Linked DNA regions of Homo sapiens: region 1 is linked to region 2. Evidence: chromatin loops called from intact Hi-C (ENCODE). Cell type or tissue: endothelial cell of umbilical vein. All regions are shown on one strand. Each heading gives the region's core, and the rest is flanking DNA. Links, peaks and the distances in the headings are about the cores only. Region 1 overlaps POU6F2 (POU class 6 homeobox 2). Region 2 overlaps CDK13 (cyclin dependent kinase 13).

What was found. Hi-C counts contacts between places; a loop is a spot of excess contacts. Peaks named below come from ENCODE experiments on the same cell type or tissue, not always from the same donor. Only the 100,000 strongest peaks of a DNase experiment are listed, where the experiment ranks them.
Region 1: a loop joins it to region 2, with 8 times the contacts of the local background. A loop is called at or near these places in 2 of 110 quality-filtered maps.

Annotation. Positions count from the first base shown.
Region 1 is chr7:39,445,800-39,462,206 of GRCh38, forward strand. It overlaps POU6F2 (POU class 6 homeobox 2), which reads left to right. Exons shown (of 10, transcript NM_001370959.1): 8 at 5,734-5,902; 9 at 14,748-14,916. All of the region lies in intron 2 of LOC105375238 (a long non-coding RNA gene), which reads right to left. Among named protein-coding and RNA genes, the nearest start is that of POU6F2-AS1, 48 kb to the left of the region's middle. In endothelial cell of umbilical vein, for the core only: CTCF peaks have their summits at 8,117 (motif pointing right) and 8,319; a DNase peak (open chromatin) is centred at 8,192; H3K27me3 peaks cover 484 bases.
Region 2 is chr7:40,046,445-40,062,851 of GRCh38, forward strand. It overlaps CDK13 (cyclin dependent kinase 13), which reads left to right. Exons shown (of 14, transcript NM_003718.5): 7 at 1,377-1,433; 8 at 16,382-16,407. Among named protein-coding and RNA genes, the nearest start is that of MPLKIP, 80 kb to the right of the region's middle. RefSeq lists a silencer at 9,260-9,499. In endothelial cell of umbilical vein, for the core only: a CTCF peak has its summit at 6,249 (motif pointing left); DNase peaks (open chromatin) are centred at 3,387 and 6,207; H3K27ac peaks cover 400 bases.

The sequences.
Region 1 (16,407 bases), core at 3,170-11,169, 600 kb before region 2:
TAGTTAATCAAAGTTCTTATTATGTCTGGGCTCTGGCTTCTTTTGTCTAGACATAACAGATCCACTTGCTCTAACTCTTTTTCCAAGAGGAGCTCCTTCCAAAATCTGTGTGGTCCTCCAACCCACAGTAGCAGCATCACCTGAAAACTTGTTAGATATGCAAATTCTTGAGCCCCAACCCAGGCTTACTAAATTAGAAAGTCAGGGTAGAGCCCAGTGATCTGTGCTCTAACAGCCCTCCAGGTGATTCTGATGCAACTAAATCTTGAGAACCGCTGATTTAATTTCTCTTCAAGCTATTCCAAGGTACACATTACTCAGAAAAATGCCAACTAGGGCAGGCAGGGAGGGCAAGTAATGATGCCCTTCCCACATACTCTGGCTTCTGCGAGACCCCTCTGGGTTGTATTCATTGCCTCCATTGCAGCACGGGGTGGGTTCAGCCTGGGGTTCACTATGGCTCTCTGACATCTTTGTTGAAGGCCAGCCCTCCTTCATTTTGCCTTTGCAGATTTAGAGAGATTTTTCCTCCCCAAGTGAGTTTCTTTATATTTAATCCCATTTGAATTTTCTGTTTATATGCATTCACTTTTCCAACTTGCCTAGTACATTCTGCATTTTAGTCCATTTTCCAAGACACTTGCCACCCCACTTATTTTAATATCAATGACACATTTAATTAGAAGATGATTTATTCCAGAAACTAAAACATTATTAACGATATACCGCATAACACACAGAAGATACCTGGGGATCAGTGGCACAGAAAACCAAGAAAGCCTTTACAGTGTGCTGTTATTTCAGTCTATTTTTGGTGAATATATTAAACACCCTGGCAGTGCCAACCAGTAAAAACAAACCAAGAGAGCAAGCCTGTGAGAGCCAGTAGGACGTAGAAAGCTTCTCAGACACTGCATCCTGTGCTCCATTTGTCATTCTGTGTGTGGGATGGACATCCGGTCCTCCTCCTCTGGAAAATCCACAGCCACAGGCTCACATGAGCTGTTCCTTTTCTCTTCTTTCTTGCAGATTCTCCATGCTTTCAGCCTATTTACACTGGGCTCACAGCTCAAAAAAGGGCAAGAAAGTGATTATGTAAACTCAGACGGAGAGAAACTCAAGCTCCTTTAGGCAGTCTACTAACAGTAGGGCGAATAAATAGAAAATACGATCATATAAAGAGGATACAATACTGAGAAGAGTAAGTTTGGGGGTAGTACAGATAACTAGAATTAATTATATCAAGCAAAGAACAATCTGTAGGCAACTGCATCTGAGATGTGTCCCCAAACTGCACTAAAATCATAACATTATTTTTGGATAATCTTCTAGCCACCTGAGAGTACCATGTTTTTTTTCAAACATGGCATTTTAAATAGGGAACTGCAGACAATAATTCTTAAACCAGAAAAATATTTGAAATTTTATATTAGGGAAAAGAAACACATTGATAGATCATGATGATCTACACTATGGCTGATCAACTTGAAAGTGTAGCTCACCATGATCTATCAGTTTGAACATACCTCATTTGTTCCCACAATTCCCAGCTCCCTGCTGTTTCCCTGACCTGTAACTGCTCATCTCCGATGATCGTGGAGTTGAGAGGCAGCGGGGCATAGTGGAAGGAGTGCTGGCTCTTGAGTCAGACTTACATGGATTGAAAGCTTACTTATACCAGCTGTGTAATCCCAAGTAAGTCATTTCATCTTTTGAAGTCTCTGTTTCCTCTTCTGTAATGATATCACCAATACCTAAAAAGGAGGACTATTGCCAGGATTTTAAATAATATACACAAAAACAGGTAGGAAGCATCCAATAAACATTACTCACATATTTGGCCTTTCAAAAATTAAGACAATGTAATAAAACATCTGCCTTTATAGAAGCATCTAAGTTTCCCTTTCCCTCCAGGAAGGAAAGGAAAGAAACTTTTTCTTCTGCTTCTAATTATTCCCTAACTCCCTGCATTTTCTTTTGGTAAATTATTCCAATTTTTGTGTCCGGTTATGTTTTAATACTTAAATGTCTATTTCTTTTGCCAATAGTTATGCAATACAAGTATATGTGATTTTTACAGTTAAGTCAGTGTCCAAAACAACAACATAATTAAATCAAATTAAGTAACATATTCCTAATGCTGCTTATTTAACATATATTAAATTTTTATATTGAACCCGAGAGCTGTTTCATAAAGTAGCTTAAATCTCTGCTTTGCCTTTTCTTATTTGATATATTTTAAGCACAAAATTTCTAAAGATTAATACACCAAAAACATTAAACTAAGAATCCCAGTGATGTAGTGCTATATTTCATAGTTTACCTGAAAGAATTACAGTTTTAGAGATGGAATTTCATAGAAGTGGTACTTCTGAAGTCCTGTTTTTCTAAGGAAAGACGTTATGAAGGCGAGAGGTCAGTATCTGGGCTGATTTTGACATGTACAGAAGGCTATTCTATCTCAGCTTGCAAATGATTCTAGAATTAACAGATACACATTTACACTGGCAATTGGAATGAAACCTATGGGCTCCATTGAGATGCCACTGCTTATATAATCTTCTTGATCCTTGACAAGTAAGAAATTTGAAGAATTTGTATTGGTTTTTCTGAACTGTTTGGTTGAACTCTAGAGGTAAGCAGAACCCCAGTGTCCTAAAATAAATGATTATTTACTTTGGAAGAAAAATATCTTTCTTAGATTCTTAGACATCTTAGATTCCTTTTGACTCTCCTTTTGACTGTATGGACATGGAACAAGTTCTTAAAATAATTATTTTATTTTCATCTGAAATTTCTTCTCTTGCCTAGAAGCCCTAGCTTGCTCTAGTGACTCTTAATTTAAGCAATATTGCAGTCTAGTAATTTTTTCTTTATTGTGTTGTGTCTGAGGAAGAAATATTTAAATTGGTGTCTTTTCCAGTTCCTTGATGGTTCTTTACCACACCCAGGGCCAATAAAATATTGATGCAATGGTAAAACCGAAGACAATCTAATGATTCAGTTACTCAAAACTGTAAAAAGCTTTTGCCAAGTAACAGTATTTAGAAGGACAACTCAATACGTTATAGGGGGTAGATTGACATGCAAATATCCATCACACTTTATTAAGCAAATTAAAAATAGATTTAATCTTTAATATGTGTCCCTACAGTATAAAATTTACTGGATTCAATTGTTGATTATGTGCTCAGCAGTTTGGCTAATTACCTTTGGCAGATGCTTGATGCATATTAATTTGGGATCCCATGTCAATTGTAACTGTCTTTGGTTTGTAATCTAGCCTCTACTTCGCATAGCTGAGCAACAATACGGGTGTTCACTTGAAATGCAACCTCAGGCAATTCTGTAGGAGGCACAAGGTGGTTTCCTGGGAAGATCCCTGCACTATGGGGTGGGAGCCTGGATTCTCATGTTCAGCAGCCACATAGGCTGGTTATTTATGTCACATAATCCTGCCAGGCACATCTGCTGCATAGGAATGCCATGTGAGTAGGGGAGCCATTATTAATTACTACCACAGGGGACCAGAAGGGGAAATAGCTCCTTAAGCACATTTCTGGAGTAGCCCCTAACTAACAGTTGTTTGAAGGAAAAATATTAATTTGATAAAAACACTTTAGGGAATTAAAAAGCATGATGATCCTAAATGTTAGTGAGATTGTGGAGCAACTGGAATTCTCATACATTGCTGGTGGGAACATAAAATGGTACAACCACTTTGGAAATCAGTTTGAGAGGTTCTAAGAAAGTTAAACATGCATTTATAGTATGATCCAATAGTTCCACTCCTAGGTATTTACATTAGAGAAACAAAAACACAAGTAGACACACAGCCTTATTCATAAATGTTTATATAACACCTTTATTCATCATAGCCCCAAACTGGAAACAACCCAAACACCCACCAACAGATGAATTCATGAACAATATACCATATTCATATAAGATATGGAAGGGAATACTATTCAGCAATTAAAAAAAACTGAACTACCAAGGCATGCAACAAAATGAATGAATCTCAAAAACAGTATGCCAAGCAAAAGTAGCCAGATACAAGAAGAGTACATATTGTATGATTCCATTTCTGGACTCAGACAAATGAATCCAGAGTGACAGAAATCAGGGTAGTGGCTGTCTAGGGCAGGAAGTTGAGGGGAAATTGATGACAAAGGAGAGGAGGGAACATTGTGGAATGATGAGAAGGTTCTATATCTTGATTATCGTGGTGGTTTCACGTGTGTACACATTTGACAAAACTCATCAAACTCTGTGTTTAAAATGGGTTTATTTTATTATGTGTAAATTATATCTCAATAAAGTTGAATGAAAAAATGAACACACACACACTGGGAAAGCAGTGACAAATATGAAGTTGAAACACCCCAGGCTGGCTCTTAGGTGCTAACAAGGTGGTAGTCCTTCTCAGACTGGTGCCTGTTTTGGGGGTAGCTCTCCCACCAAAGTTGAGGTCCTGACCTAATTCTACTCACAGGCTGATTCCTTTTTACAAAAGCCTTGCTACACCTCTGTGAGAATGACAATGGATATGAAAGCACTTTACAAACCAAAAAGTGCTACATCCAATCAACAAAGATGGCTAATGCTGAGGCTCCTTGTCTACCTGCTTGGTGTCCTGGCCTGCCCTTATGGCAGCTTTCCCGGAGAAGAAAAAAAAATGATGGAGAGACATCCTTCCTGGGCCTCCAAGTAGACCTAGAACCTGCAAGCATTTCCCTTCCCTCTCTCGTTTCTCTCCTCAGCTGAGCTCCTCTCACTTCTCAGAGCAACAGTCCTTTGATAACCTGTAGAGGAATCATGAATAAATGGATATAAAGACAGCCTTCCTTAACACACACACAATTTTTAAAATTAAATTAATTCTTCCTTGTGGCATCATAACTAAGAGCTCGGGTCCCAGGGTCAGACTTCGTGTGTCCAGAGACCAGCTCCTCCGCACTTGCTGGCTGAACCTATAAAATCCTTTAGCTTCTCTGTGCCTCAGCTTCCCTGTTTGTGAGAGAGGGGTGGAAATAGTACCCACACCACAGGCTGATAGGAAAATTAGTCAATGTCCTTAATACAGTGGCCGGCCCAGAGTAAGAAAGTAACAACTGAGAGCTAGAAATCCTACGGGATATTTTTGTTCTGACTCCCCATCTTCTCTCTGAATTTTCCTTAGGATATCAGACAGCATTTTATCAACTCCACAGAAACCCATCCGGACTCTAGAGTCTGTAAGAGGAGGAAGTTCCCACACACACTCAGCCTACATTGGAACTTTTCTAAAAATACCAGTTTACATAGGATAAAATGGTGGGGCACAGCCACACCTTTAAGTTTTAGTTTCCCAATCTGAGTTGATGGTGTTATATTTTATCTATACTTACTTGAGAAGCCTGTCAAGTGTGCTGTAACTGTATGAATAGACAGAAAGGTCCAGCCACATGCCAGGGTCGAGAAATGTAGAAAATTGGGTGCTCTAACAAGCCAAGTAGGGAATTAATAATATATTTAGAATTACTAATAAAATGCCTGTCAAGCAAGTGGCAATATGTGCTCTACAAAAAAAAAAAAAAAATGACTGCCTGCTGTGTAGGGTGCGCACTCTTCCTGAGAAGTATATATTCTTGGAAATAAAATGATTCACTCCCAGATAAAACTTCTGTTCCCTGGCATTTTTCCCCTAATTTTTCATTCATTTGTGTATTTTTTTTACATCCCCTCATGTAGCTCCACCAACCCTCCCAGACGTCAGTGGGTCAAGCAGCCTCCCAAGGCAACCTTCTGCACCTGGCTCACAGCCAAGCATCCATGTCTCAAAGTCCCGTCCGGCAGGCTTCCTCTTCTTCCTCCTCATCCTCCTCTTCTTCAGCTTTGAGCGTGGGCCAGTTAGTCAGCAGTAAGTATCCTTTCTGGCTCGGTTTAAATCGTGGTGGCCTTCTTGTTGCCTATTTGCAATGTCTTCCTTCTTGTCTCTCTCTCACTCTCTCTTGCTCTCTCTTTCTCTCAACCCTGCACAGGAATTTCCTGGCACTGCTAGGTCAATATTGAGATGAAGTCCGTCCCCAGGACCAGATGGTTCCTTAGGGAAGCAGGTCCCCAAAGCACACTCCCTGAATTAGTGGCTATCAAGGACCGGGTTCCATCTTAAGTAGTTGCTGATGTGCTGAGTCAGTCCTGCCACTTCAGAAGGTAGCAACTGATCAGCTTTCAGGGCATGAGCCACATAGCTCACAACTGAAATAACCAACAACAGGCACTCAGCTGGCAGGTCAAGCTGCTTTTATGTGTGTTTGAAGTCCCCTGCCATTCTATTTGTAGGTGTCAGAGGAAATAAAAGAGAGCATGCCTGTGGGCGGGTGGGTGTGTGTGTACAATAAGCCACCTCAAGTGGCATGTGGGGGAAGCTGCATGGGCCGGAATCAGATGAGAAATCTCTGAACAACCATTCATAAAATAGGATAAGCCTGCAAGTCTGCCTCCCTAAATAGCCTATATATATGTATATATAGTTTTTAGAATGGTATTTGGCCCTAGGGATAGATAGTATATTTATCACATGCAAATAACAGCATGTTAAGATGGATGGGACAATGGTCTGATTTAATGTCAGTCACGTTTAGTGCAGTTTTTACTTATATATAAAACTGCAGAACATGTGCATAGATTGCAATTCACCAGGGACCAAAAATCCAGTAGCTATGGGTGCCTGCATAGGCATCTGTGCCATAAAATGAGGACATGTGAGGATCTGTGTTTGGTCAAGTGTCATGAATGACCTGTTATAGCAGGAACAGTAGGATCCTCACATATCATGGGGCAATTCTTAAAACAAAATGGATGGTTGCCATGACCTCCCCGACAAGTAATCCTCCTCAAAAAAGAAAAATAATTACATACATATATGTCTATATTCAATTATACTGATAATTAAGGCAAGAAAGATGCTTGTGGGTGGGGAAGAAAATGGAATGAGGCATTATGGAAAGATGTTAAAATGCCCAGGTAGGCCGGGCACAGTGGCTCATGCCTGTAATCCCAGCACTTTGGGAGGACAAGGCGGGCAGATCACCTGAGGTCAGGAGTTCGACACCAGCCTGACCAATATGATGAAAGCCAGTTTCTACTAAAATACAAAAATTAGCCGGGCGTGGTGGCATGTGCCTGTAATCCCAGCTACTCAGGGCGCTGAAACAGAAGAACCACTTGAACCTGGGAGGCAGAGGTTGCAGTGAGCTGAGATCGCACCATTGCACTCCAGCCTGGGCAGCAAGAGCAAAACTCCATCTCAAAAAAAGAAAAAATGCCCAGGCACTTCACCAGACTAACCTGGATGCTGTTGATCTTAAAGATGGGTCAACACCAGAGTTTCAGGATACATATGCATTTTCCATCAACTGTATTTTAGGTTGTTTAGATATACAACCCTCTCCAGAAACTCTAGTCTGACTTGCATAAAGTTAAGGATAAAGTGAATTTAATTATAGCCAGATTTCCCCTAATTAAAAAAAAAAACTTTTCCTCGGGAAGAGTCAAACTTTGTTACAATTCAATATTCTGTATAAGTTTCTGCAAAATACTCCATTTCTAAATGGCAGCAAGGTCATAAATTTAGGATAAACTGTTAAGCTTTGGTCCTGAAAGAAAAAGAACCAAAGTTAAGCATCTTACAGAGAAGAAATAAGTTAAATATGAAAAAGAAGTACAAACAACCTCCTACTAATACAGTGTTTCACACAAGGTAAATAGTTAACATGTGTAAGATGGACAGAAAGATGAATGAGTGGATGGGCAGACAGCAGACAGTCAGATGGATGGAACTGGGTTCTCTCTAGTCACTTGTCACAGCTGGGCAGTGAAGGATTAGCCTTTTTCAGAAATCAATAACAGAGATACTTTAATGGGCCAGATAGAACTTTCATTGCACAGTAGCCAGTGGGACATATAAGTTCTAGGTTTATGATGAGTGAACCATATTACATATCCTCGGTATGAAATATATAGACGTGGGAAAGAGAGACTCTTTTACCACATGCAATTGAAGCCGGAAACTTCAAACCCATATGCAGAGACTGAATGACACCAAGCTAGCTCCACAGTTGTCTCTGCAGGCCAGGAGAGTCTAACAGTACCACTAGGGGTCGCACTTTGCCCTAACCCCTTGCTGGACTTGAGTTGCCACAAATTTTGAGCATGTTGTTTAGTTAAATCCCTTCTGTCTCAAAAGCAACTACAGAATGAATAGTACATGAATCATATCACTCTGGTTCCATAATTTGCTATGATGGCTCACAGAACTCAGAAATACATCTACTTGTTTACTATAAAGGATATGATAAAGAATACAGATGAACAGCTAGATGAAGAGGTACGCAGGGCAAGGTCTGGAAGGATTCCAAATGCAGGAGTTTCTGTCCCTGTAGAGTTGGAGTGCACCACTCTCAGAATGTGGATGTTTTCACCAACTTGGAAGCTCTCCAAATTCCATACCTTAGTGATTTTTGTGGCAGCTGCATCATGTAGACATGATTGATTATTAACTCAATCTCCAGCCCCTCTTCTCTCCCTAAAAATGGAGGTGGGGCTAAAAGCTTCAAGCTTCTAATCATAGCTTTGTCTTTCTGATGACCAGCCACTATCATGAAGCTATCCAGGAGCCCCTAAGAGTCACCTCATTAGAACAAAAGATGTTCCTATCATCCAGGACATTCCAAAGGATTTAGGAACTCTGTGTCAAGAAGTGGGGTCAAAGACTAAATATTAGAACAGAAGATGCTCCTAGCACCCCTATTTGTTAGGAAATTATAAGAGTCTTATGAGCTCTGTGCCAGGAACCAAGGATGAAGACCAGGGATATATATATATATATATATATATATATATATATATATATATATATATATATATATATATATATATATATATAAAATAAGATATATATATATCTTATTACATCACAATATCACCAAAACTTTGGTCAAAACCATGGCCAATGACTCCTCCACGTCGTTGTCAAAGACTGTCATCCTAGTGTTGGCTAACCTGCCATATGCCAGATGAACTAGAATAGGTGGATCATACAAAAGTCTTGCCAACTACAAGCAAGAGAATGCTGGGTTAATACCTTAGTAATGATACAAGATGTTCATATGCAAAGAAAGCACGTCTGGGCTCAGAATTACCAAACATGCAGATTATTAGAAAATCTGCACAATACTTATTTATAGCACCTACACACCTTGCCTTGTGTTAAACCTTGCTCAGTCTCCATAATCATCAGAGGTGGATATGGTTTTTATAAGCAGGGTTTTCAGAAAATCAGAAGAAAAGTCAAACAAGTACTTGACAAATGTCCCAATTAGGTTTAAGATTTACAGTGCACTGTTTAGAAATAGGTAGGTTTAGGGTTTTGATCACTTGCTGGATTTTTTTCCAGTATACATTTTCTAAACACCTAAGCTCTATCCTTAGACAGCAAATGACTTATAGTTAGCTCCAGAAAAAAAACAAAACTATAAAGTGAACTTAAAGTTGCATGCTGATGGCATATAGCACAGTGAAACCCCTGTTTCACAATCCATGCCATTTTCTACATCCCAAAGAGGTCACCATATTGCAAAAATACTGTTCTCCCAAATTGCATTGCAAACTCCCAAATGGCTTCCTATTTCTCAGAAATATGTGGTAAATATGCCCATTATTTGCTGTGAGAATAGCACTAAAAAGCAGACAGCTATTTACATAACATAGTTAATTAATTCATACCTTTGGAAGCTTCTTTAAAGGTGTATATTACTCTCATAACAATCCCACAAATCAGGAATCATAGAAAGATGATGTTGATGCATGGTGACTATTCAACCCATTTAGCAGCACCTTACACTGATGCCCGGGCTAAGAGTGGGAAGGAGCTAAATTTAAAAAAACAAACAAACAGCAAAATAAAGCAAAACTCTGTCTGACTGATGCATCCTGAGCATTCAATTCAGTATGTGCCCAGTGACCACGCAACCAGATTCTACAAAGCAGGTTTGTTTTCACACAGTTTGCATTTAGCACCCATAAAAATCTTTTTTACTTTCAGTCCATGCATCCCAGGCTTGATTTTGGAAACATCATCATTATGTTTATGAGTCACTGCCAGTTTTCAATGCCATGTTAGCCTAAGTCCCCAGGCCAGTTAATTCCTCTATAAGTTGATCAAGTGTCAGACTCAGGGTGGACCCTGGCCATCATTGCTATTACTTTCTGGCCCTGTCTTTAATATATCAGGCTCATGTAATCTGGAGCAAACTTCTATAAAAGATGTCATTTCCTCCACCCTCCATAGAAACCTGAGATTGGGTTTCCCTAGAGCTGGTTAAAAGTGCTGGATCCACCTTGTGAGAGATCTGAGGATTTTACCTGAAGTTCCCATCAAGGTGGCCTTCAGATTCATCCTTAAAATGAACCCAACCTCCCCAGAGCCAGGAGAATAGATGACAGAAAGCCAGATTGAACTATCCCAGGACAGAATGTGAAATTCTGAGCTGAGGGAGCATTCCAGGGAGGACTCTATTTATCACAATCACCTCTTATTTCCCCTTTTCAAGCTGAAAAGTATATATTCCTTAAGGAAGGGAAACTCTTCTCCCAGTGAAACAACCTCAAGAGTTTAAGACAGAAACTTTGGGATTAAAAAAAGAGCATTCGTCTTTTGATGAATTCAAAACATCTTACAGACAGCATCTAATGAATTCTCCCAAAGTGTGAAGACAAGTCCCACAGGTAGTAATCAGGGTAAAGCTAATGTTTATCTAGAAGTGGACCCCATTTTGAATGGGAAGACTTTTGTAGTCTCAGAACCCATGGAGCAAAACGGTAACAATAATATTTTGCCATCTGAGTTTTCTGGATAAGAACACTAATATAAAGAAATCTGAGTGTTCACCTCTGGCAGTCAACAAATTTTGCAGAGAGATGCTACTTTGTCCAATGGACCATCACCCTGTTTAAATTTCATAAGAATTTCTATTTTATCACGGAGCTAAGTAGAACCAGGAGAAAATACAAGAGTGGAAACTGTCAGAGGAAGAAGAAGGAATTCAGTTTCCTGGTGGAATAACTGTTTCTTGGGGGCCTCATGGAAGATACTGGGCTCAGTAGCCCAGGCTCCCATCCCTCTGAGCTTTAAAGTGAAAGTTTGATAATCCACACAACAGCATCAATGCACACAGACTAAAAGTCCACAGCTTCCTTTTCAACTCTTGTTATTGTCAGTGATCTGACAAAAAGCAGCCTGCACGATCACACATACGGATTTAGTTGATAGACTCAAGGAACTAGTAAGGACACATAAACAATAGAGACGGCAGAGGAAGGGAAGAAAGATTAGAGGACACATTTACATAAAATGTCAGCCCAAGTCATTGGGCTGCCGAATCCTGTGCCAGTGTCTGGTGGCAACACAGGCCTTGGGACTGGAGTAGACCATGGAAACCCTTCCAGATTAAAGACCTGCCCCTCACATACTGGTTAATCCAACTGAATCTCGCTGATCTAGAGATGGGGCTAACAAAGGCAAAAATTTTACTTTCCCAGCCCGCTGATTCCCAGATCTTGGCCACTTGCCATAAGTAGTGACAGTGGGGTAAGGAAAGGGCCAGGGTGGGATGCCTGCTCCGGAGCCCCTCCTCAACAGACCTGTCTGGCCCGTCAGTCCTATACAGGTGAGAGAGCAAGTTTTCTGTGTAGTGAAGCCTGCTGAATAATGGTAAAGGATCAGTAAAGACAATGGCACACAGAGTGCACCACACCCAGACTTGGTCAAGCCAGGGCCACAAAGAAAGATTTCTTTCTGTAGTTGTCAGCAGATCCCCTGCATCAGAATCGCTTGTGTTACTTGTTAAAAATGCACATCCCTGGGCCCAAAGCAGTGACTCTTATACCTGCCAAATTAAGAAAATCACAGTCCTAAAAGTGATATTGTTACATGGAACGTCTCCAGCTTTCCATCTTTTCAGTTTCAAACCTCCATGCTCACACCCTTGCAAGACTGCCAAACCCTTCTTCCCTCTCTCAGAGAGGCCAGACCCCTCTCTCACTGTACCATTCTGTACTCTCTGCTCTAAACCAGAGTTTCTCAGCTATTATTTTATTATCACCCCACTCCCCCTGCAAGCAGCATTTTTAGGTGTTTTGTTTTTATCTTAATTGCCCTCCTTCCTCCCCACCCCGCCCCCCCATAACATTTTAATACCACAGATATGTTGCACATCTGCCCTGTTGATGTACTATGGCCCTTTGGGGGACCACACCATTGTACTAAGACTTTTCCTGCCTCCCCCTCAGAACCAATATCAGCCTCACTGGAAACGCATGCTTTAAACGCAGGGTCACAAAACGGGCTGAGCAGGGAGCAGGTTGGAGGCTGGGTGGTGTGAACATGAGGAGGAGCTGAAGGAGCAGCCAGAATCAGTTCCAGCCCACTGGACATTACCAAGTGCAAATGTACATCCGGAGCAGCCAAATCTTCTAACATTCAGAAGAGTTTGGGAAATGAAGATTTTCCTTTAGAAATAAATGTTTACATGTTAGCAAGTGCTTTTTTTTTTATGTAAACACTAGGAAAGCTGGGTTTTATTTGCACACTGCTCATTTGCAACTTTTGCTCTAGGGATTTCTTTCACGGGGAAAGGAAAAAAGGGCTCGAGACTGCGACTGCCGAAGTGAGCTCCCACAATCCTTAGCGAGCCCGGAAGCAGCTCCAGGCTGATGTGCTCGTGGGGTTTGGAATCCAGAGCACAGCCTCCACTAGGGACGGCCCGAACAAATCTCATTAGCCAAGGGTTGCCTGCCTTCTGGGAGTAGTTTTGGGAGAAAAAAACAGGACTTCCATTCATCTTAACAGTCAAACCAATTTTATAGTCACTGCCCACCCCTGCCCCGCCCGAGCTCATAGATTCTCAGTGTGCTACACTGAAATATTCACTACTCCTAGCACGAACTCCTGCTTCACCCTACCAACCTGACAGGTCCCTACGGTGCCCTGCTCCTCCCTGCATTTCTGCCTGTGTGCACGCTGTCACCACTGACCAGACTATATGGCTCCTTCATTCTCTGAAAACTGCCCATTGGGAAGACCTAGATGAATCCTCCCTCCTCTCCACTCTCCTGTCTCTGCACACCCGGTGTGGATGTCATACCATTAGTTCTTGATTATACTCTGCCTGACACTTTTCTCTAATTGTTTCTAATGCATTAGCATTGGATGCCAACCCCCTATAGACTGTAAACTCCATAGAGGCTGGAACTGTTTCTGAGGCTGGAACTGCCCCTCCCTCCATTCCAGACTCCCAGAAGTTACTTTTCAAAAATAATTAGACTGATTGCAGTAGTTGTACCACTTTCCAATCTTTCTACAACAAAATTATGAGTAATGACATTCTACAGGACTTTTGTCGTTGTTGTTTTAATGTGAAGATAAAAGACAATCTATACCTGTTTTGCTGATTCTGTTGACAGAGTCCATTTTCCTCAGGCTGGAGAAGATCCCTCCCCAGTAATGAGAAAATCTGTACATGAAGCTCCAAGCTCCCCACAGATATTAACATCTTTATTTAAAAGTCCTTGAAAATGGGCATTTGGCGTGCAAATGTTCTGGTTTTGTGGGTTTTGTTTTGTTTTGTTTTGTTTTGTTTTGTTTTGTTTTGTTTCACGACAACTAGAGTTTCCATAGTTCTCAGCCCAGAAGAGTAATATAGTCTGCCACAGTCCTTGGACAAGTACTCAAATTTACTGAAATTGATGGGCTATTGCGCAGAAAAAGGAAGAGAAAAACTTTTCACCTAAGTCCGAGGAATGAGGTGAAGAACAATAGAGTCAGCTCACAGGGAGAATGGCTTTGCTACAGGCAGGATTGAGTAGCACTTTGAAATCTTCCACCATCCCCAACCCATGCTGTCTCCAGCTTGGTGTACGCTTTCATTTATCCAGGGATCAGTAGCCAGGGGGGGAAAAGTTTCATTCTCCAGCTGTTGTGTCATTTCCCTTGATAAGTCCTAAATTGACCGCGTTATCAGGCACCAAAGGAGCTTTCCTGTGGTAGGCATTTTTTATTATGTGCCCTTTCAGGGGACAAAGGCGTCTGTGTCAGTAAACTGCTATGGGGGGAAAAAGACAATATCATTCTCGCAGTTTCATAAGCATGCTCTTCTGAGGGACTAATGTGAATGTAAGAAATTAGGCAACATTATCATCTGTTAGCCTAGCTGTTAGCCTGACTGCTTTGGCGATCAGTTGAAGGAAAAATACAAAATACTATTGTCTTCAAGAGCAATTTTTAGCACTAAATATGCTAATTAAAACATTTCAAATGGAAACCTTTCCCTTTTTATATTTTTGCACAATATTTGAACATACTTATGGGCAAAATGGAGTCGCATTCCCATAGCAAGTGCCTCCCAGTGCTGGCTGTTATTTGTTAAGCCCTAAGGAACATGCTCTGGCATTGGGGAAGTGGCAGTGTGAACAAGCTGTGGTTTTATCTGGGACAGAAACATCTCGAAGGATGATTTGTGGAGGTGTAATGAGTTGCGGATGGAGTGTTGGGTGTCTCACCTGGGAGACAAAGCGAACATTCTCTGAGGTTGGTTTCCTCACTGCTCTGCTGTTAAAGAGAGCCACTTTCTTATAAACCGTAATAAACAGATATTGCTCGGCTGTGTGTTGACGTATTGATCCTATTTTTAAAAACATCTCCACAGATCCTCAAACGGCAGCGGGTGAGGTGGATGGGGTTAATCTGGAGGAGATCCGAGAATTTGCCAAAGCTTTTAAAATCCGGCGCCTGTCCCTTGGCCTGACCCAGACTCAGGTGGGACAGGCTCTCAGTGCTACAGAGGGCCCCGCGTACAGCCAGTCGGCCATCTGCAGGTAACGCGCGCCTGCATGCTGTCACCTCTTCTAGCCGCCCTGGGCCTCATTTGTCCTCGCGGTTCAGCTTTTCTTCGTCGGGTGGGCAAAGCTGGAGGGGCAGAGAGTGGGAACAAAGTTTGGGGGCAGCTATATGTTGGGATTGGTGATCTTGATGCAAACGACGCTGCTGAAGCAAATTTGGGGGTCCTGGCTTGATAACTCCTGTCAACTCACAAAGAACTTCCAAGGCAGTCTCATTGGAAATACACTACCCCAGGGTCAGGGGCCTTCCTCCTGGGCCCACACTCCTATGCAGCTGAGAGCCACCGACTTTGTCTGCACGTAGGTATTCTGAGCAAATGTTGTAAAGCTGCCATTCCTAATTTGTGTTAACGCCTTTGCTATTTCTGCCCAGAGATGGCTATCAGGATTTTCCAAGAAAACACACATTTTAAAAAAAAATTAACTATCTTGTGACCTTGAAGGTTTTAACTTGCCTTCCCAGACACAGCTTTAAAAGCACATTTATAAGAAATAAAAAATAAAAGAAAAGAAGCGGTGGCTGCTTTAAATGGCTCAGAAAAGGGTAGTGAGAATCTGGCCTAACCTTGCTCATCTCCCCCAAATTAAATAAATGAATAACAGAATCCAGCCTTGGTTGTGTTCAAGTTGATCCGGGTTAAGTGGTCAGAAGCAGGCCCCGTGCATGCATGTGTGTGTTGCACTAATCCCATGTTTATGCATGAGGTAACAAAGGCACTTCGGTAAGAGCTTTTTCCTCTTGGGCAATACCTTATGAGTCCTCCTCCAACAGGAAAAGCCAAGAAACCAACTCTAAACTCATTTAAGTGGATTTTGTTCTTGGTGATCCATGAAATGCTGTCTTTTTATCTGCTCTTTATACTTTTAATGTATTCCCCAAAGGACGGAAGTGTACTTTTCCTGCAGTTTAAGACTAAGGTTATAAATAACATCAGTATGGGGTAGTAGCTTGCAGCTCACATTTTGCTCAATGATTTCCCATAAAACCCATTGATTGTTGTTAAATACAAAAAGCACCATAGGATCCTCTCACTTCTATGGCCTCCCCTACTGTTTTTTCTTATAAGATACCTCCCTGTAGAAAATAACCTTTATTCAGTCTATACAAGGATACTACTGCTGGGAAATTTGTTTCAAGGCTTGTATATGTTATTCCAAACAACATGTACAGAAGTGTCAACACTAACAAACAGCATCCATGATATGAATACCATTGCTCCCTGTTGGGAAACATTAATTTTGTTTCATCTTGACAGCCTTGGGATAAAGGCAGCCACAGGTTTTTAAGTTGTTGCCAATTTTCTATTGGTGCTAAATTCCTGTTTTGCTTATTTTTAGTCCTAAAACGTGATTTTCTTTTATTGATACAAGTGCTGGCTAATGTTTAACTCATACACTTAGCACTTCTTGGGCATTCCCAATAAAGTATGTTGATTTCTAAAGTCTACCCCCAGAGAGAGGTCAAAA
Region 2 (16,407 bases), core at 1,926-9,925:
ACCAGCCTGGCCAACGTTGATGAAACCCTGTCTCTACCAAAAAAATAGAAAAGTTAGCCTAGCGTGGTGGAGCATGCCTGTGATGCCAGCTACACAGGAGGCTGAGGCATGAGAATTGCTTGAATCTAGGAGGTGGAGGTTGCAGTGAGCTGAGATCATGCCACTGTACTCCAGCCTAGGTGACACAGCGAGACTCTGGCTCAAAAATAAAAATAAAAATAATCAACAATATTATAACTTGGGATACCTCAAAAGTTGTGTTACATAGCTGTTAGTGGCCGGGTGGGGCAGCTCAGCCTGTAATCCCAACACTTTGGGAGGATGAGGCAGATGGATCACTTGAGGCCAGGAGTTCAAGACCAGCCTGGCCAACATGGTGAAACCCTGTCTCTACTAAAAATACAAAAATAAACCCGGTGTGGTGGCACACACCCGTAATCCCAGCTGCTAGAAAGCCTGAGGAACGAGAATCGCTTGAATCCCAGAAGTGGAGTTGAGTGGAGTCAGTGAGCTGAGATAGTGCCACTGCACTCCAGCCTGGGTGACAAAGCAAGCAAGACTCGGTCTCAAAAAAAAAAAAAAAAAAAAAAATCTAATAATAGTCTGTAATGCATATAAAATAATACTTAGTTGACTTTTCTGTTTGCTATTATTCCAAGTAATGTGAATGGATCATCTGATAAGCAATGTAACTTCAGCTTTAGGTTAAGAATAGATTTTAGAAAATTTTAAAAAAGCAGTCACAGTTGTAAAGTGAACTTCTTGGAAGTGTGTACACACACATACACATTCACATATTTAAAACTTATGTAAATAAGCTTAGATTTGTAACATCTTATATTTGAACCCTGATAATTCTCTTGTAATTGGTACTGTTTGTTAATTTAAATAAGGCATGGCTGGTTCTCATTTTAATTAATAGACAGTGTTCTATGCACCTAGCCCCTCTAAAACTGGAGAATTAAACAAATTAAAAGTGATGTCACTTCGTTCTTGAGCACTGTTACCTTGAACAAGAAATTTGTCTTACTGCTAAGTAATAAAAAGGATCTCATTTTATTTTCATTGAAGTATGCTTTTCTAAATAGGAACTGAATAGTAATAAAATACTATTCTAATATTATAATACAGTAATTATAATAATCATATTACTATAATAATTTTAAGACTATCCAAGGATAGTTTACTTTCTTGTTTTGTGAATTTATCCACTACTTGCCTTTCCCTGTATTACCTTGATGATATTGCAGTGTGAGCAGAGTTAAAGTTTACATAGGTTTTTTTTTTTTAATCAGTTCTAGGCATAGAATATAAATGTGTATTGTCAATTAAGAGTAAATTAATACCTTTTGTTCATTTTGTCTTATTTCCACCAGAGGGCAGATAAAACTTGCAGACTTTGGACTTGCTCGATTGTATAGCTCAGAAGAAAGGTAAGCATACCTTCAAATGAATATTGTAGATACTAGAGTTTAGTATTAGAAGCTATACTAAGAATACCTTATTGATAGTTTTATTTTTTAAAAGAGAAGTTTACTTTTCATGGTTAGTACATAAAACATTGAAATTTTATACCATATTGGGTTGATTATTGTAATTACAATATTTTATACATTATCTCAATTTAAAAATTGATCTTCAACAGGTAAAAATGATTTTTTTAAATGAACATCTTTAAGTGTAACTGAAGTGAACTTAAATTTCTAATACGTATTCAGATATTAAATATTCTTAATGAAAACCTTTTAAATTGCATTTTTAAACTTATAAACTTTGGTTTCATTATTATTTTAGACAGATTTTATTGTTATATCTACAGTTCTTTGTTTTTTTAACTCCCTAGAACCCTTTATTTAAACCAACTGTTGGGAGGATGTTCACTGTATAAGACACAAAAATGTAGAACTTTTCTGGCTAAAGTTGGATTATATACCCAACTTGGCTTTCTTTGTGCCTGGTGGTAGTGAAATATGATTTGTCTTATTAAAACTAATATGGGATTTCAAAATAAAATATTTTTGTGCAATAGTAGGTTTTATGTAAATAAAATACGGAATTAATTTGGCTTAATAAATCTTTAGTCCATTTACCCCATTCCTTTTTTGTCTTTATTTCCATATGTGTATATATATATCTGAAATAATATAGTTAAAGAATTTTAAAATTATTTTATGACAATTTTGTCATTTCTTTAATATCACCATAATTTAATATAATGAAACATCAGTTGATTGCAGTCTTAGGAATAGATGTTTACTTTCATTTAATCTTTGCTTTTTTTGGTTAAAGCAATAAACAAAAACTCTCGTTTGAATTTTTCAGAGTAAAAAGTCTTATTTTGTTAAATCTTGCAGCGCCTGTGACATAATTCTGGAAAGTATTTTCCTTATATAGTGTTCTAGAGTAGAGGTTTATAAGTGATATGTTTTGGATCTATTCAAGTTCCATGAAACCCCTCAGAAAGTGTGCAGTGGGCCAGGCGCAGTGGCTCATGCTTGTACAAATCCCAGCACTTTGGGAGGCAGAGGCAGGCGGATCACTTGAGGGTCAGCACTTGGAGACCAGCCTGGCCAACATGGTGAAACCCCATCTCTACTAAAAATAGCTGGGCTTGGTGGTGCACGCCTATAATCCCAGCTACTTGGGAGGCTGAGGCACAAGAATCACTTAAACCTGGGAGGCGGAGGTTGCAGTGAGCCGAGATCACACCACTGTACTCCAGCAAGACTGTCTCCAAAAAAAAAAAAAAAAAAAAAAAAAAAGGAAGGGAGGAGAGAGGGAAGGAGGAAGGAAGGAAAGAGAGACAGAGAGAGAGAAAGGAAAGAAAGTGTTCTGTGGATGGGGTTTTGTGATTGGACCTCCAGTCCTCTGTACCAACTTTCACCAGAGTTACTTGGTTTTTATTTGTTTTAACTACTACACTTAAAATTAACATTTTATTTTAGGAAAGGGTTGTATGAGTGTTTTTTTTTTTTTGAAGTTTAAAACTGTTTTAAAGCTCAAAAGCTATGTCCCTCATTTTGCATTTGAGCGAATTGAGACCCAGAAAGGGCTGAGTTAGTTTCCTTTTTTAATTTTGAAATATGTATACATTGTGAAATGGCTACATTGAGCTAATTACTATGCATTACCCCACATTTTTTTTGTGTGTGCCAACACTTAAAAATCTACTCTCAACAATTTTCAAGAATACATTGTTATTAAGTGTAGCTGCCAAGTTGTACAATAAATCTCTTGAATTTACTTTTGTCTAACTGAACTTTTATATCCTTAGGCCAGCATCTTCCCCCCATACTCCCTATGCCCCGTATCTGGTAACTACCAGCTCTACTCTCTACCTCTATGAGTTGAGGTTTTTTAGATTTCACGTATAAGTGAAATGATGAGTTATTTGTCTTTATGTGCCTGCCTTATTCCACTTAACACAATGCGCTTCACGTTCATCCATGTTGTCATAAATGACAGGATTTCCTTGTTTTTTAAAGACTTGAATAGTATTTCATTGTGCGTATATGCCACATTTTCCTTTTTTTGTTTTGTTTTGTTTTTTTTTGAGACAGAGTCTCACTCTGTCGCCCAGGCTGGAGTGCAGTGGTGCAATCTCAGCTCACTACAGCCTCCACCTCCGGGGTCCAAGTGATTCTCCTGCCTCAGCCTACCGATAGCTGGGATTACAGGCCACATTTTCTTTATCCGTCCATCTCTTAGTGGACGCTTAACGTTGATTCCCTATCCTGGCTATTGTGAAGGGTTGAGTGACTTTAAAGATCAAAAAATGTTAGCAGAGCCAAGGGTGTATAGTTAAGTTTTCAATTCGCAATTTTTTATTCTTTCTGTCATATATAATAGTGCCTCTTGGTAGAAGTTGAAAGGAAAAATTGGTCTGAACTGTACTTAATCCAAAACTTAACTTGAAGTATATTTTTTTCTTCTGCTGTTTAAGAAGCATATGTATTTTATTTTATTTGAGACAGTCTCACTCTGTCGCCTAGGCTGGAGTGCAGTGGCGTGATCTCAGCTCACTGCAACCTCCGCCTCCCGGGTTCTAGCGATTCTCCAGCTTCAGCCTTCCGAGTAGCTGGGACTGCAGATGTGCACCACCATGCCCAGCTAATTTTTGTATTTTTTAGTAGAGACAGGATTTCGCCATGTTGGCCAGGCTGGTCTCGAACTCGTGACCACAAGTGATCTGCCTGCCTTGGCCTCCCAAAGTGCTGGGATTATAGGCATGAGCCACCATGCCCAGCTGAGAAGCATATATATGACTAAATTAATGTGGCTATTATTTTGGGCAAGTTCTGGTTAATTAAGAATTCTATCTGCTAAGCTGGTTGAGATTTCACTGTAGTTAGATTTTGCTTAATATAAGTTTGTGTCTGTTGTTAATTATGTAAATCCTTTCCTATGGAATGGAAAACAGCTAATTACCATTTTAATCTAATAGATTCTTGTTATGCAGATATTTGTGCACATTTGGAATAGATATGTTTCAGAAAAGCTGATTATAAAGCCAAATTTTATATTATGAGGCTTAATTTTCCCATTGATTTTCATTTTAAAATATAATTTGGGTTCCATTGGAGTGCCGGGGTGTGGTGTGTTCACTGGGCCATGGTCCCTGTTGCCCTGCTGGATTGATGTAGAAATTTTGAGTTTAGAGAACCAGAGTTTTAAAGTCCCATAACTTTGCATCTTCAGGTAATGTATACTGAATTTTTCTGCTCAGTTAAATGTATAAGAGGAAAATTCAGTCTGTCATTTTGTTTTAAGAGCAAATATCCTATCATTATGGGGTTTATATACTCCTTTAAAACTTCTCTTTTTTTTTTTTAAGAGAATAATTCTGATTTCTTCAGAATCTCCTGGAGAGGTAGTATTAATATAATGGAATACCTTTAAAATACATATGTTGCTCTAGTGAACCTTAATAACTGTGATTTTAAAAGAAATCTACCTTTAACAGATTTATTGTATTGTCTCAAATTTTCTAGATATTTTTTGAGATAAATATGTAACAAATGATTTTTCATTCATATTTCTGCTTCATTATAAACAGAGAGCCAGGTAGGGCCTTACTGTAATACTCATGCAAGTATAAAGTCACTTTGAAGTGTTTTTATTTTCTAAGTAGTTAATATAGATCGAATAACTGAATTGTTCAAGAATTTTGTGTAAGGTTTTTTGTTTGTAAATAGAGCAGTTTTCAGCTTACAACTGTAATAGCATCAACCACAGCTCTCATTAGATTTTGGATGTTCCTTTTTTGAATTTGAGGAAAGCTGGGTGGAGTTACAGCTAGTACTTGGGGGTCTGTGACCAATGTGGATCTGCTCTTCATGTGCCTATTGAAGAAAGAAAGAGAACCACTGGATTAAAATTAGAGGGGAAAATGATTTCTTAAATTTCAGTCATTTTCTCATTTTGAACATTGGGATTTATACTTTGTCCCATTCTGCATTGGGAATTTTAAAACTTGAGAATAGAGATTTTTGCCCCATTTCTTCATTAACTGTTCATCTTTTAGTATATGGTTTTTTAAGTATAGTTTTTCTGACAGCTACAATGTTTCCCTCTTCTTAGTTTTTATTTTACCAAGTCATTGCTCCAGTGGTTTTCAAAAGGATGGAGTATCTTTCTCTCTTTATGTGACCGTCCTGTATGAAAAAAAGTTTTCCATATTAATTGAAACTAGCCTCATTTTCTAGAGAAGAAACTATAATGTGACACTTTATTTGTTTATTTATATTTATGAGACGGAGTCTCACTCTGTCACTCAAGCTGCAGTGCACTGGTGTGATCTCGGCTCACTGCAACCTCCGCCTCCTAGGTTTAAGCGATTCTCCTGCCTCAGCCTCCTGAGTAGATGGGATTACAGGCACCTGCCACCACGCCCAGCTAATTTTTGTGTTTTTAGTAGAGACGGGGTTTCACCATGTTGGCCAGGCTGGCCTCGAACTCCTGACCTCAAGTGATCTACCCACCTCTGCCTCCCAAAGTGCTAGGATTACAGGTGTGAGCCACTGTGCCCAGCCCTGAAAAACGTATCTTTAATAATATTACTATGATCAAAATGAAAGTTTTTTAAACAATAACCAGAAAGCATACTACATTTCCATATGATGATCCAGTAAGGAGAGAGAAGGGAAAAATGAAAAGGGCCTTAGAGCATTAGCTCACTAATACCACCCTCCCAAAACGCACACACCTTTTTGAAGGCAGTATCGCCATCTAGTGGCTTTTCAGAACATTGTTATTGAAAGCAAAACTAAATTTTCCTAAAGTTGAAGGTATTAATGAGAGAGGAAGATAGTATTACCATATTTTATTCTTTTGTGTTTTATGTTCCCTAAAACATTGACTGCATTCATGATAAGTGCTTGGTTGATGCTGATCTGGGAGAAGGTGATCTTCATCTGGAGGATCCTCCTGATGCAGATGAGTGCAGGGAGCTTTGGGGATTCTAGGTAATGAAAAGGATCTTCTGAGAATCACTAGACAAGATTGGAACCATGGTAATAAAAAAATTACTAATAACAGATGAATGACAATAAATAATATGATTAAACAAGCTTCAGGAAAGGAGATCTCATTTAGATCATTGACTTTTAACTGTAAGATCAAGATTAAATTGTTCTCCCTTCAACTCTAATGGAGTAGTCTTCATTTTTGAGCATATAAAGTGGAAAGAATTCCCCCCTCCTTCTGTTGGGGGTATATCATCCGAGACATTACTGCTGAATACTTACAAAACTGAATTCCAATCCTTGATCTTTCTTCTGGTCTCCAGACCTTTTGTTTATTGGAAATCTCTACCCAGGTGATTTGGGTACCCTAAATTAAACCTTGTTACAAAACCTATCTATTTCATTCCCCAGAAAAATGTCTACTCCTTTTCCTTTATTTCCCGTTTTAGTTAAAGGTTTCCAGTCACCTCATATAGGCCATTGTAAATAGAATTGTATTGGTTTTTCTGTCCTCTGGTCTTTCTCCCTTATGGTCTTCTCTTCTGCCATTCCAGCCCCCCTGATAATAGCAATGTTGAACTATTTGTAGTTCCCTAAACTTGCTGTGCTCTTGAATGCCTTTGTGAATCTACATAAGCTGTTTCTTTTGTATGTAATTATACTTCTCACCTGAGTTTGACAAATTTTTTTTTTCTTTCAGTGTGCAATTCAGGCCCTACCGCCTTTGAAATCTGTCCTGAATCCCACAGGCATCATTGGGCACATCTTCTTTTATGTGTTTAGAGTATATTATTCATTCTATGTATTATTTATAGTACATGATTATAATTTATATTACCACCATTTTTCTTTTTTTTTTTTAAGAAAAAGAAGGGAAAAGGAAAGAACAAACTTAACTAACGTTTGTGTACATCACTTTATTATACATAGTTTCCTTTCACAAGAATTATTTTAAAAGAAAGTTGAGATGGATGATGTAGGTATCATTCTTATGTACATTTTAAAGTTACAGAAGTTTAGAAAATTTAAGTGCATTTGCAAGATCACACAACCAATAAGTAGTAGAGCTCAGGATCTTTTGACAGAAAGATTATTTTCATTATATGGGAGTGCTTCTCTGGTAAGACTCTGAATTCAGCCTTGATTACCTAGAAGTATCTTCCAGGTAGAGAACTCTAGGGGCCTCTCAAGTCTGCTTTAGAGGTACCATTAGGCTGATGGCAATTTTTAGAGTTCTTTTTTAGTAAAGGGTCTGCTGAATTTTGCTTTTTGTCTTTGCATCCTCCAAATATATTTTTGACAAATGAGTTATGCTGTAGGTTTAATCTTCCAGCAGATTAGGAAGTTATGTGATATTTCTACTTTTGAATCTCCCTTTGTCATATTGGATTTAATTATATTTTAAGCAGTTTGAAAGCTCTTGAAATATCTAATGAGAAATCTATAAACAAAAAATATTTTGATAGCAACAAATATTTAAAATTACCTGTAATTTTTCCCATGAAAGTTATATTAAAGTCTGATGACTTTTTTTTTTTTGAGATGGAGTTTCGCTCTTGTCTCCCAAGCTGGAGTGCAATGGCGCAGTCTCGGCTCAACCCAACCTCTGTCTCCTGAGTTCAAGCGATTCTCCTGCCTCAGTCTCCCAAGTAGCTGGGATTACAGGCACCTGCCACCACACCCAGCGAATTTTTGTAATTTTAGTAGAGATGGGATTTCACTGTGTTGTCCAGGCTGGTCTTGAACTCCTGACCTCAGGTGATCCACCCACCTTGGCCTTCCAAAGTGCTGGGATTACAGGGGTCAGCCACGGCACCTGGCCTGACTTTAAATTTTAATACTTGGTTAATCACTTAAGGTTTAAGGAAAAACAAAAGAATTGTTTGATTTTGTTTTCTAATGTGTTACTTTCCTGGCAGACAAAGAAATAGTGTCTGCCTTCTTTTAAAAAATATTAATGAGATTTACAAATGAAAGTATTTAGCAGAAGGACTGGCCTTGGTGTCTCTTGCCTGTAATCCTAGCACTTTGGAAGGCCAAGATGTGGAGATTACTTGAGCCTAGAAGTTCGAGTCCAGCCTGGGCAACATAGTGAGATCTCTATTTTAAAAAAAGTAGAAATTGAAATGCACAATAGTTAACGTTGAGACCATTATTTTTGGGTCTTTACAAAGTTTAGTTTCTTGCCATCCAATAACAACTTATTGAAGTTACTAAATTTTGTTTTCCAATTTAATGGCAGAAGGACTGTGTGTGTGTGTGTGTGTGTGTGTGTGTGTGTGTGTGTGTTTTCCTGGGTTATTGAGTTTATTGCTTGGAATTGATCTAATTATGTAAAGTGGAGTGGTTCATTTCATTTTTAGATTTTTCTTTTTTGTATGTACACATTTATTTGATAACATCTAAGAAGTCGACTATATGTTTTTCAGTCCTGTTTCTTTTTCATTGTGAGTTAATTTGCTTTTTGTGCAAATACTGGGTATAGACACACCACAAGAATGTAATTTGTTTTTTAATCCATGAAAGAAAAAAGCATCGTATATGTAGTGTCACATCAGTTTGCTTCTTCTTTGTGTGATCTAAACAAGATCATCTCTACGATGTTGACAGTTGGTAGCCAAATCTAATAGCGCAAGTTTGAAATTCATTTTTGAGGATTCTGGATTTTTTTTTTTTTTTTTTTTGAGACAGAGTCTTTCTTGCTCTGTCAACCAGGCTGGGGTGCAGTGGTGTCATCTAGGTTCACTGCAACCTCTGCCTCCTGGGTTCAAGCAATTCTCATGCCTCAGCCTTCTCAGCAGCTGGGATTACAGGCATGCACCGTGATACCTGGCTAATTTGTTTTGTATTTTTAGTAGAGGTGGGGTTTCACCATGTTGGCCAGGCTGGTTCCGAACTCCTGGGCTCAAGCAATCCTTAGGCCTCTGCCTCTCAAAGTGCTGGGATTACAGGCATGAGCCACCACGCCCGGATGGATTTTCTTTTATTTGTCTGTCTTTGGATAATGTATTTTCATATTACAACGTGCTTTAATTTTCCTGGGCTTTAAATTTCCTGGAACCAAAACATAGTTTCAGTCTCTTTTACTTTTGTCTTTACATTTGTAAACGGTTAACGGGATTTAATATTAGCATCCTAATCGTAACGTGGATTTTTGTTTGATAGTATACTATATTACTGAATTGGGTGATACCTGAAATTGTCCTTATTCTCTTCTGACTCCACCTACGTTGGAACTTGCTTTTATGATTAAATACTTCTGTCTGCACACTTTCTCAATATTTGCTTCTTTTTCATTAGAGAGGTAGAAAGTGAGGCATGGTACCTATTATGCAAAATTTTTGAGTAAATCAGGTGTTTTTCCTTGTCCTTAGTAACGGTCATTTTCATTTGTCTTTTGTCATTGTTACCTTTTAAAAGCTTTTTAAAAAATAGTTTATTAAAAATATTTAAAATACAATTAAAGTACCACTAACTTCTTTAAAGTTTTCTTGCCAGCTCTGTTCTCTCCCTGGCTTTATCCCCTTTCTCTGGAAAATGAACATTTGCTCACCCGCCTCAGGGAACTGAAGGTTTAGTGTGATTGGAACAAAAACCAAATGATAATGGATTTTATAGGCCTTGTGTAGGTATTCTCTAGATGGAAGCAATGTGTACTATAGCCATAACATATTCATGTTTCATTTCACGCTATCACTTTGACTGCACTTTGGAAAGTGGTTTGGCCTTATACGTCTGGAAGCAAGAACAATCACTTAAGAAAGCTGTTGCAGTAAATCTAAATAGGATGACTATAGCTAGAACCAAGGAATGGGCACAGGTAGTGGAAAGACAGATTAATTATATCATAAGGATGTAGACTTGTTAGACCTTGATGGTTGAATGTGTTGTGAGATACATCCCTGCCTCCACCCCCTACTGTAAGGTTTCTGCTTAAGCAACTGGATGAATGATTTGTTGGTTAGGATAGTCTAAACTTTTGTAACAAAGAGAACCACAAAAGTTAGTGGCTTAAAGAATGAGAAGTTTATATATGTATTTCTCACTTAATAATCTTGAGTGGTGGCTGGGCGTGGTGGCTCACGCCTGTAATCCCAGCACTTTGGGAGGCCAAGGCAGATGGATCACCTGAGGTCAGGAGTTCAAGACCAGCCTGGCCAATATGGTGAAACCGCATCTCTACTAAAACTACAAAAATTAGCTGTGTGTGGTGGCAGATGCCTGTAATCCCAGCTACTTGGGAGGCTGAGGCAGGAGAATCGCTTGAACCCAGGAGGTGGAGGTTGCAGTGAGCCGAGATCACGCCACTGCACTCCAGCCTAGGTGACAAGAGCAAAACTGTCTCAAAAGAAAAAAAAAATTTTGAGCAGTTGTTGCTTACCCCTGTGCACAATTAAGATTATTTAACCATACCACCAAGTCAAATGGTGACTGCTTCAATACAGCTATTCAGAGAAGAAGACTGGAAGATCTGTCATCTTCTACACATGCCTTCCAATGCTGGTGCCAGAGGTGAGAAAAGAGGAGGGAGGAGAGTAATGAGCCAGGCCTAGAAATGGCACTTATCACACGTGCTTATGTTCCACTGGAGAGCACTTGGTCATGTGGCCACACCTAACTGCAGTGAGGATGGGAAATGTAGCAGAGCTGGACAGCTGCCATAGAAGGGAGGAGTAACAGATTTTTAGAGGGCAGCTATGAGTATCTGCCACGAATGGTGAGGCTGTTTGCTGAGACAGTAAAGAAGAACAGAGATGCATTTTTTAGCAAAAGGTAATAATGTAGGTACTTATAGGACTTCTAAATTTGCTTGTGTAATAAGAATGGGCAAGTAAGACAGCTGATCTTAGATGACAGCATCAGTTGGGAAAAAATTGGTTTTGTTTCTCTATAGCACTGTGATGATAGAGGAATTTAAAAGTTATTTTTCTTGGAAGATATCAAAAGGAGAAAAACAGGAGTTCAAATAGGGGGAAAGAACATGAGAGAAAAGATTGTGTTTATTGTTATGTAGTTATGTTATATGAAAGTATTAATAAGTTAGGCAATGCATATGTAGGGTGAGGAATTTAAAATAGCTGAGTGCTACAAAGCAAATAAAATAACGACTATAGTGTCAAAGTAGGGGTGGTAGTGGATAATTGGGTAATTTTCGTTAGGGGAGTTAAGATAGGCCTCTTTTAGGAAGTAAATTGGAGCTAAGACCAGAGTGATGAGAAAGGGAAAACTTAATGAAGACCTGGGCCAAGAACATTCCAAGTACAAAGGAGAAGGAACTCAGTACGGCCTGAGAACAGACTTGGGAGGTTTAAGGTCAAAGGTTGCCCAGTGTAATAGGAGGTAAGATCCTTGCTGTACAGTCTTATCAACTGAAGTAAAGTTTAAATTTTATTTGATTGCAGTGGGAAATCACTGGGCAGTTTTAAGCAAGCAGTTGATACCTGGTTTTATGCTTAATAAAAAAACTGAAAAGAAGTTAAGGGTAGCTGGGCATGGTGGTGCATGCCTGTAATCCAAGCTACTCCAGAGGCAGGAGAATTGCTTGAATCCAGGAGGCAGAGGTTGCAGTGAGCCAAGATTGCACCACTGAATTCCATTCAGGGCAACAGAGCGAGACTCTGTCTCAAAAAAAATAAATAAAATAATAAAAACAAAAACGGGCAGGGCGGGCGGGGGGGTGCAATTAGAGATGGAAGCCAGGAAACCAGTTAAGATATTGTTGTGGTCATACCAGTGAAAAGAATAATGGCTTGGACTAGGTATTTGGATTGGGGATCTATTTTGGATGTAGAATTGGCAGAAGTTGTTTGGAAATTTGAGGGAAAGATGAATCAAGAATGACACTTGGATTTTTGACATTAAAAGCTGGGTAGGTGTTAGAAAATAGATCCCAGATTTCTTTTGTAGGTTTGATAGATTTTTCTGCAATGGATTGTGAATGTCTTAAAGATGACATGGCATTTTGTGTATATGATGAATTTAGTTTACTGAAGACTCTCTTTGTCTCAAAACAGTATGAATTATAGTATAAAAGAAGTACATGGGGGGGTTGCCTTCAAGCAGGAAGAAAGAAGTACAGACTTTATCATATGTTGTTGGAAAAATGAAACATTTTAGAGCTGGTTTAGGTATTTCATTTTATATGATTTTTTTCACTTAGAATGGTCTTTAACAAAGGCAGCAACCCTGCTTTATAAATTTTAACTGAGATTATCTAGAACCCCCAAATACTTCAAGGATCTAGGATTTTGTTCTGTTTTTCTATATATATCTAGACCAGTAGGAGGTGGAAAACGTGCCAGCCAAGGGGCACACTCCTTATCACACTGCTTGGTTTGTTGTGGATACGGTGCAGCTTATCAGGCCTTAAGGTAGGGAAGGCCATAACCGTATCTCATCTTCCCTGCCCTCCATCTCTGGAATTCCTGGGATTGCTTTTTGTTTTTTGTTTTGTTTTGTTTTGTTTTTTGAGACAGAGTCTCGCTCTGTCACCCGGGCTGGAGTGCAGTGGCACGATGTCAGCTCACTGCAACCTCTGCCTCCAGGGTTTAAGCAATTCTCTGCCTCAGCCTCCCAATTAGCTGGGATTACAGATGCATGCCACCACGCCTGGCTAATTTTTGTATTTTCGGTAGAGATGGAGTTTTACCATCTTGGCCAGGCTGGTCTTGAATGCCTGACCTCGTGATCCACCCACCTCGGCCTCCCAAAGTGCTGGGATTACAGGCATGAGCCACTGCACCCAGCCTTCTTGGGATTGTTCAGAGGCAAAGTATTGGAATCTATCAATGAACAGATAGTCTTTGATCTCTACTCCGTTGACACTTCCTTGAATGTAAAAATAATTTTTAGAGTGTGGTACTTTTTGTTTTATAAAAAGTATGTATCAGTCTGAATGTTTGTTTGCTTCATAAATCAAAACATTTCCATATTTTTGAAATTACATCAGTGTTTTAAAATTCAACTTCCTAGATTAAATTTTACAGTTGAATGTTTTGTCTCAGTATTTTGCCTAGTTCTTATTTCTTGTCTAACAGAAACTAAGCATTTGGAAAGGCCATTAATTAGTACACGTTAAATATTTTTCTGTACAGTTAGAAATATATTTCATGTGGTTTTGTGTTTATTTTTGAAAATTTACTATTTTCACGTCTGAATTAATAAAACATTATAGCAATTAATAAAAAGTATATTCTAGTTTGCTAAGGTGACTGCTAAATATTGCATTAGATGATGCTACATATTGCTTAGAATTTGATATACAATATATAAAATAATCTTTTACTTATTCCTTTTTAGTCACCTGAATTTGTTTAGTTTCTCTACGATTCAACATACTTTTAATTTTTAAGATTTTTTAAAAAATACAAGACACTAAAAATATTTTTTAAAGTAAAATAAAAATTAACTATTTGTAGATAGATTTATATAAATTTAAACATTTCCTTGAGCCTAGTTATCCAGTTGCACTTTTATAACACCATTGTATAGGTTTGATATACTCATAGATCCTTGATGTGTTTGAGAAACTAGTTGTCATAATTTTTACAAATTTTGTTCTTCCACCCAGTAAATCATGTGTCATCTAAAGTTAGAGGGCAATATACATTAAGGTGCCTGACCTGTGCCCAGCATTGTTTGGGCTTTGTGTGTGGGGTTCATAATAAAGAATGTTACGAGGTTTTTTAACTTTCTGGGAAAATACAAAATAGGGAGTTAAGACAGGTAAGTATGATGTAAATTTAAGAATGTGAAGATAAATATATTATTAATAGAGATTAGACTTTATGAATATGCATCTTTTACTGTGTTGTAAAGGAAGTATAGCACTTGAATGAGAAAAATAGGGAAAGGATTTTATTAAAAGGGGATAAGGCAGCTGGGCACAGTGGCTCACGCCTATAATCCCAGCACTTTGGGAGGCCGAGGTGCGCAGATCACCTGAGGTCAGGAATTTGAGACCAGCCTGGCCAACATGGCAAAACCCTGTCTCTACTAAAAGTACAAAAATTAGCCAGGAGTGGTGGCGGGTGCCTGTAATCCCAGCTACTCAGGAGGCTGAGGCAGGACAATCGCTTGAACCCGGGAGGCGGAGGTTGCAGTGAGCTGAGATTGCGCCACTGTACTCCAGCCTGGGCGACAAGAGTGAGACTCCAGCGCAAAAAAAAAAAAGGGCGGGGGGGCTAAAGCATAAAGAGGTGAGCATAATTTTAAAGAATTACTAAGTTCAGTTTAACTAGAGTAGCTAAAATTTGAAAGACTTGCTCATTATGTGAAGATAAGTGATTCCAGTAAACAAGCAAAAATCACTGAGAAAAGTACATTAATAATGTTAGAAAAACCTAATCTTAATTTACTATTAAAAATATTCATCTTATTCTGTCCTCTTTTCACAGTTTTTACCAAAGTCAAATGTTTTTGCTAGCTTTGGAGCACTGTTAACTATAGTCCTATCTGTGGTAATGCTATAATGCCCAAATTGATAGTTTTATAATGCTAGTGCTTAAGTTATTTGGAGAAATTTGGCTGGATGGGGGCAGAGCAGGTCAGGCAGATCTTACACTGCCTGGAACTGCAAATCTATAGGTGGCAAGAGGGAATTGCTTTCTAAATTGAATGCTCCATTTCCTTAACAAGACTGGTCCAGGACCAAGCCAAGCTTAGGTAAATGGGCTTGGAATACAGCCTTTCTGGGGAATTTGCTATGGCTTTTGAGTCCTTGTGATTTGGAAAACATCTGGATATAAAGAGATGTTTATAGCTGATCTGAATATATATGTGATCTCCCTGAAGTAAGTAACTACAGATCAGCCGAAGAACCTCCTCTGACTACTTAGGATTCTCTTCAAGCGTGTCAATCAGCTAGAACGTGACCATTCTCTGAGCGTTGAACACTTTACATTGCCAGATAATTTGTGCTGTTTTCGTCAAACCTGACCCTAATATAACTTGACTAAATAATCTTGTCTGTGGCAAATAAAGAGGTAGCAGTATATTTATGTCCTCTTTTCGGAAGGTGATAAAGGAATTATTTGATAAAGTACGATATGTATTGCTACTTTGCAGAGTAGACCTCAAGTAGATACTTGAGTAGACACTCTGCATTTGTGTGCTTTTTTCTATTCACACACTACAGTGGGTATGTGAATCAGTGAAAAATTGCCAAAAATATGATCAATTGAAAACTTTTGTTAGGTGGTCTTTATTTGAACTATATCTTGTCATCCATTAGTAATTTAGCAAGATTTGATCAGAACCAGTCAACGCTCTTTAAATCAGTTAATCCCATTAAAGGTTTTTATGGAAAGGAAAAACAGTGCTCAACAATTGAGTTGATACTAAAGCTTTGCTTTGACCAAATTGCAGTTAATACCAGTAAACTACTTTTTTTTTTTGAGACGGAGTCTTGCTCTGTCACCCAGACTGGAGTGCAGTGACGCTATCTTGGCTCACTGCAAGCTCTGCCTCCCGGGTTCACATCATTCTCCTGCCTCAGCTTCCTGAGTAGCTGGGGCTATGGGCACCCGTCACCACGCCTGGTTAATTTTTTTTTAGTACAGATGGGGTTTCACCGTGTTAGCCAGGATGGTCTCGATCTCCTGACCTCGTGATCTGCCAGCCTCGGCCTCCCAGAGTGCTGGGATTACAGGCGTGAGCCACCGTGCCCAGCCTATCAGTCAACTACTTTTTGTTTTTATCTTCATATATTAAGGGAATTTTTAGTTAAACAGGTTGCCCTCACATACATTTTATGATCTTATATTAGATACCTTTGGATGTCTGTATTTTTTAGTAGGCAGATGAAAGTGTTTTTAGTTAGGATTATAGGGATTGCTTTAGTAAAATAATATTTCCTCAGAGAATCTGTCTTACTCCAACAAATACTAACTCTAAAGACTGTTTTCTGTGTTTTTTAGTCGGCCGTATACTAACAAGGTAATTA